4 separate regions of the Homo sapiens genome follow, and all the other regions are linked to region 1. A link is a contact called in ENCODE Hi-C or POLR2A ChIA-PET data. All regions are on one chromosome and are shown on one strand. Each heading gives the region's core, a stretch centred on a gene start or an enhancer-like site at or near the end of the contact. The rest is flanking DNA. Distances are from core to core; before and after follow the strand shown.

Region 1 (2,901 bases), core at 220-2,719:
CTAAGCAGAGGCCACCATACTTCCTGTACAGCCTGCAGAGCCATGAGCCAATTAAACCTCTTTTCTCTGTAAATTTTGCAGCCTCAGGTATTTCTTTATAGCAGCCTGAGAACGAACTAATGCACATGTGGATCTAAGTGGTGCAGGGGGTGGACTGTCATGGGTGTTGTTGGTGCTCTGCCCAGATCCCTTCATATCCCCCTTTCCAGTTCATTGCCCCTAGCCCCAGCTTCTAAGTGGTTTACTCCTAAAGGTTCATACCCCTTCCTTCAGAGAACTTCCTTCCCTTAATCTATAGGAGCCACTTCACTGCAGAAGAGGTATTAAGCACCTAGACTCACTTAACGCGTCTAAATTAAGTGCCTAGACTCACCCAGACTCACCTCAGAACCAGAAGTGCTAGGTATTTTTGTCCCCCCACCCTTTCCAGGAAAGACTATAGCCAGTGACTAATTGGTGCAGGGTTATGAAAACCCCAGCTCCCTTGCCTCAAGTTGGGATAAATTCTAATTTATGCTCCAGAACTAGCTGGGGATCTTGCTGGGGCTGGAACTTCACCTTAAATTGCTCCCTTGCTTGGCTGCTTCTTTCCTATTCTGCTTCCCTTTCTAGTTTCTCCTGGAAGCTCTTCCTTAATAAATTGCTTGCACGCAAATCCTTGGCAACCCAAGACAGTTCCCTAGTAGAAAATACACTCTCGAGCTTCAAGTCAGTGACAAGGAAATAAAGAAAAAAAAAAAAAAAAAAAAACACTTAGTGAACAGCTATGGTTTACAAGAAAAAAAAAAAAAAATGTTAAAGCCCAGAATGGAGTACCTACCATGAGTCAATTGTCTTTGGTTTGGATTTTCATTTCCTAAGAATTTGATGATCATAAGTGGTTATTCTGGTAGTACATTACAGAGTGGGACATCTGTAAATTATCAATGATACATCAACATAAACCGTATGCCCCAGATTTTTTGGACAACCTTGATTTCAAGTTTTTAATCCCCTTGTCAGACCATGTTCCAGACAGTGTGTCCTGGCTGGTGTGGGTGTTTGGACAGCAAAGGGGGATGCTGGGCTAGCCAAGAGGCAGCTGAGAGGACGAACTTGAGCATTATAAAAAGGCAGACACTTGAAGTTAATAAGCACAACTGGACTTCAAGTCCTGGCTCCACCCCAACCAGCTGTAGGCCACATTTTATTCCTGTTAAAATGAAGTTCCCAGCTCCCACCTCACAGGATTGAAAATGAGGTGATGTATACAAAACGCTTAGCATTGCTCCTGGATTTCGTGAAGTTCAAGAGATGGTTCCTTTGGAGGGGAAGAAGAGTGGGTGAAGAACCCTCCAGTGGAGTTTGGGGACTTCATTGTCCTAATAGAGCCGGCAGGGGATGGGGGACCAGAGGTCGAGAGCCCACGTTGAAGCGTTGCATTCATCTAAATTTGCTGAGCGCCGTCTCCCTCCCAGGGCGCGGGACTCAATACTTGTACGCCAAGGGGGAAAAGGCCGTCAACTCGACCTGGAAGGGACGGCGCAACGCAGAATGAGCCGCGAGGCCCCGGGCCACCACGTGGCTTCCCGATGGCCTCCCCCGACCCTCCCCCACTCCGGCCCCGCAGGGGAAGTAGGTGAAGGGTGGAAGCCGAGAGACCGCGCCGCGGAGGCGGCCCGCCGCCGGTTTCCTAGCAACGCCCGCCCCGCCCCGCCCCGCTGGCGCGCCGGCGCCGGGAAGCGGGGGGGGGGCGGACCGCCGTTGCCATGGCAGCGCGGCGGCCGCGCCCGACGCCGCCGGCGCCTGCGGGAAACGCGGGCCAGGGGCCCAGAGTGGGCTGCCAGGTGGCGTCCCTGCCTAGCTCCCACTCCGGGATGGACCAGACCTCGCGCCCGGGGGTGTCAGTGGAGAAACCGAGTCGCCCCGAAAGGTGGCAGGGCCGCAAGGCCGGTCGGCCCCACTCACTCCCCCGCCGACTGGGGCGACTGAGAGCTTGGAGACTTTCCAGTTTGTCTGGTGGGGTCTGAGTTGGTCTTCGGGGCCGGAGTAGGCCAAGGGAATTTTTTTGATTTTGGAATCTCTTCGGACCTTTTTTCCACACCTAGTCAAGACTGCACGCGTGTGCACACACGCATACGCACGTCTGCAGCCTGATGTCCCATCCTTTTACCCTAGGTGTTGTCACCTGAAGGTTCTTTAATCTCGGAAAGAGAATATGCAAAAGATAGCAGCTGCCAAAAGCTGCCTTTTAAAACGACTTTGAAAATCAGTGTTATTTCCCGAGGGCCATTTAAACGGAAAACCTCCGTGCCTGGAAGGGTGTTCTAGATTCTGGACTCAAATTTGCATTATTCTAAATCACTTTTTGCAGTGAGCTGCGATTGGAGAATTCAGTTGTGGAGTATTAAATTTAACCGTACACCCATTTAGCTAGTGTAATGATCGCTTGGCCAAAAGACCCACTCACAAAGACAAAGCCACACGCTTCTCAGTCGTTCTCTGGCTTGAGTGTTTTTAATAGAGGCGGAGTCAGTCACATGTTTGTGAGTTTAATCAAATTGACAAGGGCTCTGAGCGAGAAAAGCTTACTGTCTAATTCGAAGGCAACATTAGGTACATAGAGATGCATTCTCTTTGGACTTATTTGAATCAGAGCTTTTCAAATGGAATCCTCTCCTGCACATATTTTTCTCGATCTGCTGCAACTGGAAAATTTAAATCAAAATCTTATTTCTTATATTCATTTTGATGGTAAATGTGCTGGTAAATGTGTCTGCGCTGAGATTCTGCATTTTCTTGATCAACAAGGAAATGCGCAGCAATCACTGTGAATTGAGCACCTTGCTGATTGAGCAACACTTAAACCTAGAGGCATGAACGACCATAATCTTGGGATGAGAATCCCCTGTAGTATATTTC
Region 2 (2,901 bases), core at 189-2,688, 220 kb after region 1:
AAATAGGGGTAGGGATATTTGCCTTGTAGAGGTGTTGTGGTAATTTTTTTTTTTTTTTTTTTGAGATGGAGTCTCGCTCTCTCACCCAGGCTGGAGTGCAATGGCTAGATCTTGGCTCACTGCAACCTCCGCCTCCTGGGTTGAAGCGATTCTCGTGCCTCAGCCTCCAGAGTAGCTGGGATTACAGGCGTGCACCACCACGCCTAGCTAATTTTTGTATTTTCAGTAGAGACAGGGTTTCACCATGTTGGCCAGGCTGGTCTCAAACTCCTGACCTCAAGTGATCCGCCTGCCTCGGCCTCCAAAAGTGCTGGGATTATACACGTGAGCCACTGTGCTCAGTCGGTGTTGTGGTAATTAAATAAAATCATTCTCTTAAAGTACTTGGCCCAGTACTTTATTCTGTGGCAGCTCTTAAAATTACTATTATGGTTCTTATTACCCAAGAATGTATGATCCTGACTGATAATTGGAAGTAAGATTAAAATATGTATTTTATTTAAGTGAGAATTAATCTAAAAGATTTCCAAACCAGTTGTTTTTGTGTACTGAAAGATAAGATGAATTTGAGAATTCATTCATTGTTTATTCAACAAACAGCCCTTGTTTGTATTAGTCCATTCTTGCACTGCTATAAAGAAACACCTGAGACTGGGTAATTTATAAGAAAAGAGATTGAATTGGTTCATGGTTCTGCAGGCTGTACAGGAAGCATAGTGGCATCTGCTTCTGAGGAGGCCTCAGGAAGCTTCCAATCATGGCAGAAAGCAAGGTGGGGGCAGGCACGTCACATGGCGAGAATGGGAGAAAGAGGTGAGGGGAGGCGCCACACACTTTCAAACAACTAGACCTTATGTGAACTCAGAGTGAGAACACACTTATCACCAAGGGGATGACCCAAGCCACTCATGAGGGTTCCTCCCCCATGACCCAGACACCTCCACCAGGCCACACCTCCAACATTGGCGATTACATTTCAACATGAGATTTGGGTGGGGACAAATATCCAAACTATATCAGCGTTGAAGGCCTTGTGGAAGCTCTTGGTATAACCTGTGAGGGGTCATCAGGCCAGATCCAGTCTCCTCTCAAGGGATAAAGGACTTTGGTTATTTTTTTTTTCTCCTGTTGTTCTCATCAACATTATCACGATTGCCATAAAAAATTGACTCAATGCCTATTTACACATGGCAAATAGGCATCGTGCCGGCCACTTTAATATACATGGTCTTTGTCTTCCAAGAATTCAGAAATTAAGCTGGTCTAAATCCTTATTTGTTGCTGAAAGCTCTGGGTCTGGCCCAGAGCCTTCAAGTTGGTTCCCTTCAGCCCAGTCATCCTGGCTGGCCGTGGTGTATTCTCAAGATGCAGGCTTGGAAAGTCTTTGCCCCTTGGCTGCTCTGCCCGAGGAAGAAGGCCTTGGCACTCTTTGCAGCTGTGTTCTTGGCTGTTGTGGGTGAGGCCCCAAGGCCGAAAGTGGGAATGCCCTTTTAGTTAGAATTCATTTCCTTCAGAAGCACATAAACTACTTTCTTATCAAGGGTTGAAGTGACTCCTGGGGAGAAAGTGTTGATTTCTTTTTTTTAAGATGGCTTTATAACACCCTAGAAAAGATGTTTCACAGAAATTCTCTGAAGGAAGATAGGAAGATAAGGAAGTGTAAAACATTCTCAAGTGAAAGGAGAAATATGGAATACTCCTCAGATCGGGGATCCAGTCTGGTCTATTTCAGTGGTTTCTGGACCCTAGGGAGCTTCTGTGTGGGAGGCAGAGGCAATTCCGAGGTGCCGTGCTTGGGCTTAGTCTAAGGGGGTGGGGGACACAGACAGTACACAGATATGCACAAGTAGGTATTCAAACGTGAGTGTTCCCCCAGTCTAAGGCAAAATGAGAAAAATAAGCTCAAGACAGTGAGTTCAATATCCTTACTTGGCAAAACAAAAAGTTGGCCATGTACATACGCCTGTCCCTAAAACTATTTTTGAAATTTTATTGCTGGGTGAAATCCAGATCCCAGAGCCTCCTTGCCTGGGGTTCTCTTGCCCCTTCTCCTGGGTGTCATTCTTGCCTCCTTCTCTATTTCTCCCTCCTGGCGCCTTACTACCATTCACTGCAGGTCTGAAGACAGTGGCTTATCCTTCTTATGAAAAAGAAGATTATCACGTGTTAGAGATACACCAGCAATGAAGACTTTCTTCCTGGTTTAAGGAGTGGGGGGATAGCATTTGAAAAGATAAACAGGCATCGGTCTTCAGCACTCTAGGTCACTCAGGTTTATCTCCTGGTGGAAATGTGGCGGACCCAACCCCCTGCGAAGGCAGAGGTGACTCTTAATCGCTGTGGAAAATACGACACTGTGCTGTTTCCCTCTAGTGAATATGTTTATGTGGTTTATGTGTCCATGTTGATTTCTCTCTCACTCTGATGTGTGCATATGAACTCCCAAAATGGATATTTGAGCATTAACCAGAGATCAAGTCATTTGAGCCCAAACTCAACTATGCTCAAAGCTCATAGCTCCCTCAGTGGTGGTGTCAACATAGTACACGCGAGAGCATTTTGGTTTAATTGGGCAGAATTTGGTTCAGAGGAGCAGTTGGGGGTCCGAGCAGGGGCATCTGCCGGGAGTCTGAGGAGGAAGGGCTGTTTTGAAGTTGGGATCTCTTGAAGGAGAATGGCATTCAGATTGGCCCAGTCAATATGATAGATGTATCAGCTCACGGTGAAGGAGGGGAGAGGCTTTTGGAAAGGGCATTATCTCACCCCAAAAGTGCAGTCAGATGGCCTCTGAACAGGTGGACTTTTACCTAACACTAGGACTCTAGTACAAAAAGGTGTGTGTTTGTGACATGCAAACATCCGAGAGCAAGAAGTTTAAACCCATTCCTCAGTGTTTATTCC
Region 3 (2,901 bases), core at 142-2,641, 210 kb after region 1:
ATTGCTGTGGTTCTGCCTCTGAAGTTTATGAGTACTGGTTGTGATTAGTTAAAGGGTAATCCTTACCTGCCCTGCTAATACTTGAAGACTAGGTTTTCTACTGGACCCTAACATCTTTTTGAGATTGCTTTTAAAAAGTGATGAATTTCTTTAACCAGTAAGGTGTGTATATATCCATTTTCTGTTCTGCTTTATTTTAGGAATGAATTTATTATTATTATCATAGTAAATAGCCAAGCATGATTCAATTTAGGAAAATAACAGGAAAAGTTTGCTCATCTTTTCTAGGCTAATTTTGCCATAATCCCCACAAATAAAGTAGTGGTTTCTTTAAAATATGCCAGTTCAGGGTCACAGAGCTGCACTTTTAAAGCCTACAAGTGATTATTTAGTGCGAAAATTGTATTCAAGTGAAACACATCAGCATGCAAATCTAAAACGTGGCCATTTTCATCTAGATTGAATATTATTAACCAGCCCAAGGGATATGATGTAATTAAGATTTTGAACAGCTTACTTTTGTCTACCGTGATGAATATTACCCCAATATTTAAAGCGGCTTACCAGTTGAATAATGAGAAGGTGGCCCAGTGCACCAATAACCATACATTTTGGCTTTTAGGTGCAGTGAATGAGTTTGACTTTTCTTCACAGGTCCAAGCATTGATAAGGACAGAGATATGAACTTGAAGCAAAAAAGAGAATGTTCAAATTCCAGGAAAATCACAATTCCTTTCTGAATAATGGCAGATTTCCATGTCATTGCCTACTCACTCATTTTAATACCTTCTTGCATGGGTTTAGGAATAAAGACCAAGTGGGGACAGATGAATCCCTTGTTAAGGGTTTATGCTTTTGCCTAATTAAAACTATTGGGTTTATAGCCTGCTAATGCAGCTCTACTTGGAAGGGAGAACAACTCTTAGCTTGGATCCACTTCAGAAAGTTTGCAAGGCCTCCCTCTGCCTTTCAGAGAACTGAGAAGGTACATTTCTGATAGCATCTTTCTTCTGGTGCCATTCCAGGATAACTGTTCTTAGGGGAGACAAGATGCTCACCTTTTCTGTCCTTCCCACACCATTTTAAAAGAAAGACAAAGTTCTTTATTTCTCCCAGGAGAAGTTCAGGAAAGGATCCATTGCAGAGCTGCACCACCTTAAGCAGACAGCCCAGCCGGCAGGCTAGGTTGGTACCACGGCTCATTTCAGCCATCCGTATTTTCAGGTGTACCATATGTATTTAGTACATCATTTGATAATGCTAAAAAAATATTAAAGCAGTGTGAGACTAAAGGAGAAAGAAGATGAATGTTAGCATTCCCCTGGGGTTCATGGGTGAAGGAATTAACACAGCGTGGCACTCTACCCTAGCTGTGTTTGTTTCCATGGCAACAGCTACGTACATGTTTCAGACTATCTACAGTGACACAGTTGCAGAAATAGTAGCTTGCAGGTTTCTGATATCGCATCAGTGGACAGGCGGCATGCACTATATTAAGTAAGTGTAAAAGAATTTAAAATATAGCTCTGGATTCAGATGTGTATTAGCTCAACTGAACGATGTGTCGGGGGTTGCGGCATTCCCCTTCTGCACGATGGCAAAATCTGGGCAAAGTTGAAAGTTGCAAGATTCCAGTCAAACAATTGTCCTTGCTTGGGTAAATATCCTCAAATGAAAAAAAATGTGAGTTACAAAGGTAAGAAAATGGCCTTGGCAGATGACATATCAAAGAAGGATATTGTTAATGAAGCTATTTTTTTTTTTTTTGGAGGGGGGTAGAGATGGATAAGAAATGAAAGCTTTGGTTGGAAATAGCTGAGTCTTAAAGCAAATCGAATGTGCAACAGAATCTTTTTAACAGCTGCTGAGTTTATGGCAACTAAGGTCTTTGAATGTATCACTGTAGAAATTGCTTTTATATCAGAATGATCAGGTGAGGAGCAGAGAGGTTGATTAGGTGTGCGGTTAAGGGGAAATCGGGGCTCCATTGTCTTTTCTGAAAGCTTATGTAAATATCTCATTCTCTCCAAGCTGACCCTGGTTTGTCTTTGACATTTGCTGCTACTTTTTAGTACCATTTGCTGGTATCTGTGTTGATCTCATGCTGCCACATTGTAACCTTATATGACTTCAGTGTTGGTTACAGAGCAACCAAGTAAAGATGATAGACTTTGTAAGTGTGTGACTTTGCAACCAAATTGTGCAGTAATTTCGGAGGAGTGTTCAAATGAGTATTTATTTGCCTGCTAGACCCCTACTTTTGAATAGCAGCCTAGGTATTAGGTTAATGGATTTCAATGTGCACGTTATGATTGTGGGAGCTTTCAAGTATGTTGTAGTGCAATTTACACTGAGTTTTTAATGTCAAAAAATTTTTTTATTTATGCCCATTATTCGATTTAAGCCTGCATTTACCTCATAGTTTTATTATTCGTGTATCAGTGAAGAGAATGTAAAATGGCATGGTAATTTAAGCTAATCTATTCATTTGAAGAAGGTTAGTTTTCCGACCATAGGTGGACTTTTAGAAAAAGCGATGCAGACAGCTCTTTGGGCTGTATGAGACTATTTTTTTATGTGCACAGGGAACTATCTACAGTATGTACTGCATATTATTCTTTATAGTCATTATTTGATCAGATGTTAAGAGAATACCTCTGAGGCGCTCGGAGTTTCTGAGCACCCACGCATGTGGAGGGCCAGGACAGGTTTTGGATTATAAACCAGGGACTTGAACCCTGGAATGTACCACACCCCAGTGGGTAGATACAATGTGCCTTTCTAAATAAGTTGATAAATGAAATGAATGTTGAAGCTTTCCATATATGCCCATGTGTAGTCTGAGCAATCCAGAGATGGGAATTGAAATTTGTGTCTTCTATGGGGGTTGTTTTTTGGTTT
Region 4 (2,901 bases), core at 174-2,673, 150 kb before region 1:
TGCCCAGTTTCTAGATGAACTGGTGAGGGCCAATTCCACAGCATTCACCTAGGATTAGAGGAGCAAGTGCCAGATATGACAGAGCTTCAGAGAAGGCATCTTACAGTTACTCAGGAGCTTCTCCAAAAATGGAACCAATGACCATCCAGCATTTTATTGGTGATTTTTTTATAGGAACTTTCAGAAAAAAAAGAAAGACCAGGTCAGTAACAGCTATAGGGTGTTAAAAAAAATCAACCCAAAGGCATTTATAAAGTGAGCCAGGCATCGGGAACCGTGTTTTTACATAATTACCTCATTTCAAGTAAGTTTTCTTTCAATTCTTCATCCTCCAACCAGTCTTTCCGTCTTCGTGCGTCATGATTATAGCACTTTTTGGTCTGTATCTGTTTGCCACTTGACTGGGAGTGCCCAAAGGGCAGAGCTGTGAAATGCGTCTTTGAATCCAGATGAGCAAGGCAATGCCTGGCCCTTAGTTGATTTTTATTATTTGTGGTTGAGTTTAACAAGCCTATAAGTAAATACCATTATCTTCTTTTTCTCTGTAAGAAAGATAACACTCAGAGGATTGGAAAACTTGAGTGCAGCCCATAGTTAGTAAGTGGCAGAGTTTGAGCTTCAAAGCCAGGTCTATATTTTCTGCTTCAGTTCACATGCACCCAGGAGAACTCTAGGAGGGAACTGTGTTGGGAGCCCCAAGTAGTATCCTTGTAGTTCTCAGCTAGGAGAAATTACTTAGGAGGCATTTCTGTCTTTGCCCAGAATGAATCACTGTAGTTTAAGAGACTGCCAAAAGGAAACAGTCTGTTGATTGGATAAAAGGGTCTTGAAAATAAGCTGGCTTTTGCAAACCATATATCTGATAAAGGTTAATATCTAAAATTGATAAAGGACTCATACAACTCAATAGTAGAAAAACAGATAGCCCAATTTAAAAATGGGCAAAGGTCCTAAATAGACATTTCTCCAAAGAAGACATAAAAATGACCAACAGGTACATGAAAAGGTGCCCAGTATTATTAATCATCAGGGAAATGCAAATCAAAATCACTGTGAGATGCTACTTCATAGCTGTTAGGATGGCTATTATCAAAAAGTTAAAAGATAACCAATATTGGCAAAGGTGTAGAGGAGGGAACTCTTATATACCGTTGGGAATGTACATTGGTACAGCCATTATGGAAATCAGTATGGAGATTTCTAAAGAAATTCAAAATACGGCATGGTGACTCATGCCTGTAATCCCAGCACTATGGGAGGCCAAGGTGGGCGGATTGCTTGAGCTCAGGAGTTCGAGACCAGCCTGAGCAACATGGTGAAACTCTGTCTCTACAAAAAAATACAAAAATTAGGCAGGTGTGGTGGCACGCGCCTGTAGTCCCAGTTATTTGGGGGACTAAGCCAGGATAATCACCCAAACCTGGGAGGCAGAGGGTACAGTGAGCCAAGATTGCACCACTGCACTCCAGCATTGATGACAAAGCAAGATCTTGTCTCAAAAAAAAAAAAAAGAGAGAGAGAGAGAAATTAAAAATAGAACTACCATATGACTCAGGAATTCCTTTTCTGGGAATATACCCAAAGGAAATAAAATTCACCACTTTGTAAAGATATCTGCCGATAATTGCAGCATTATTCACAATAGCCAAGATATAGAAACAACCTAAGAGTTCATTGCTGGACAAATGGATAAAGAAACTGTGGTGTATATATACGATGGAGTATTATTCAGCCTTAAAAGTGATCCTGACAGTTGTCACCACATGGATGAACCTGGTGGGCTTTATACCAGGTGACATAAACCACATACAGAAAGCCAAATATTGCATGATTTCACTTATATGTGGAATCTAAAAAACAAAAACCCAGTCAAATATACAGAGAGAATAAAACAGTGGTTACCAGGGCTGTGGGGGCATGCCAGGAAATGGGGAGATACAGGTCAGAGGATACAAAGTAGCAGATGTGTAGGAAGAACAAGCCTAGAGGCCTAAGGTACAACATGAGCACTACAGGTAATAAAATTGTGCTGCATTTGGGATTCATGTGAAATGAGTAGATTTTAGCTATTTTTGCCACAAAAACAAAAAAATGGGTAACTGTGCAATAGTTAGTTGGGATATGTTAATTTGCTTTGCTATAGTAACCATTTTCCTATCGGTATGTATCCCATATCATCATGTTGTATATGTTAAATATACACAATACAATGTATTCATTTATTGTTTGAGATGGAGTGTCACTCTGTTGCCCAGGCTGGAGTACAGAGGCACGATCATGGCTCACTGCAGCCTCAACTTCCCAGACTCAAGCAATCCTCCCACCTCAGCCTCCCGAGTAGGTGGGACTACAGGTGCACACCACCCTGCCCAGCTAATTTTTGTATTTTTTGTAGAGATGGGGTTTCGCCACGTTGCCCAGGCTGGTCTTGAAGTTCTGGGCTCAAGTGATTCTCCTGCCTCTGCCTCCCAAAGTGCTGGGATTACAGGCATGCCACCACACCTGGCCTAACATTTATTAAAAAAAAAAAAAAGAAGCTGTCCTATTCAGGCTACAAAAGAACTTTTGGTATTACCTGATGTTCTTCATTCTGTAAGTGGGACACTGAAATTTCCTCATGCCTAAAATGCTAAGTAAGGGAAAGTCCTCTTTTTTCTTTCCCATTTTTCCAGGGATTCTGACCTGGGTGATGCAAGAATTGAACATCGTATTTAGATAGGAAGTTGGAGCTCAGTAAATGAGGAGATTGTGTATCAAACCCCCGACCAAGCTACTGAGACTTCCTGATCACTCTTAAGAGGCCCCAATGCAAGAGTCTAGGCCCTAAGCTAAAGTAGTGGTGGAAGAGCAGGTGCATTCAAATATTTCATGTCTAAATCTACAGGATCGTGGTGACAGGAT

The links. A loop is a pair of places that touch in the nucleus more often than their neighbours do. ChIA-PET counts read pairs that join two places held with the same protein, here RNA polymerase II (POLR2A). Pooled maps may share reads with other maps.
Region 2: POLR2A ChIA-PET joins it to region 1 with 11 read pairs in T-cell. The contact joins two enhancer-like sites. POLR2A ChIA-PET finds 5 or more read pairs at or near these places in 4 of 52 experiments (T-cell, activated CD4-positive, alpha-beta T cell, activated CD8-positive, alpha-beta memory T cell and 1 more).
Region 3: a pooled map shows a loop between it and region 1 (2.2-fold over the local background). The contact joins two enhancer-like sites. A Hi-C loop is called at or near these places in 1 of 50 pooled maps. POLR2A ChIA-PET finds 5 or more read pairs at or near these places in 3 of 52 experiments (T-cell, activated CD4-positive, alpha-beta T cell and activated CD8-positive, alpha-beta memory T cell).
Region 4: a loop to region 1 is called in a map of aorta, with 2.0 times the contacts of the local background. The contact joins two enhancer-like sites. A Hi-C loop is called at or near these places in 3 of 168 maps with a recorded cell type or tissue (IMR-90, aorta and ascending aorta) and 4 of 50 pooled maps. POLR2A ChIA-PET finds 5 or more read pairs at or near these places in 2 of 52 experiments (Panc1 and naive thymus-derived CD4-positive, alpha-beta T cell).

What each region holds. Positions count from the first base shown.
Region 1 is chr14:89,700,504-89,703,404 of GRCh38, reverse strand. No RefSeq gene overlaps it. Among named protein-coding and RNA genes, the nearest start is that of FOXN3-AS2, 130 kb to the right of the region's middle. RefSeq lists a silencer at 1,681-1,740. Within about 2 kb of position 1,469, at least 26 of the 41 ENCODE cell types and tissues checked have a DNase peak (open chromatin) inside an H3K27ac peak, as active enhancers do; they include ascending aorta, where a contact is called at or near this core.
Region 2 is chr14:89,476,093-89,478,993 of GRCh38, reverse strand. It overlaps a transcript of FOXN3 not described here. Among named protein-coding and RNA genes, the nearest start is that of FOXN3-AS1, 60 kb to the right of the region's middle. Within about 2 kb of position 1,438, at least 4 of the 41 ENCODE cell types and tissues checked have a DNase peak (open chromatin) inside an H3K27ac peak, as active enhancers do.
Region 3 is chr14:89,492,726-89,495,626 of GRCh38, reverse strand. It overlaps a transcript of FOXN3 not described here. Among named protein-coding and RNA genes, the nearest start is that of FOXN3-AS1, 77 kb to the right of the region's middle. Within about 2 kb of position 1,391, at least 2 of the 41 ENCODE cell types and tissues checked have a DNase peak (open chromatin) inside an H3K27ac peak, as active enhancers do.
Region 4 is chr14:89,854,803-89,857,703 of GRCh38, reverse strand. All of the region lies in intron 5 of EFCAB11 (EF-hand calcium binding domain 11), which reads left to right. Among named protein-coding and RNA genes, the nearest start is that of EFCAB11, 98 kb to the left of the region's middle. Within about 2 kb of position 1,423, at least 2 of the 41 ENCODE cell types and tissues checked have a DNase peak (open chromatin) inside an H3K27ac peak, as active enhancers do; they include ascending aorta, where a contact is called at or near this core.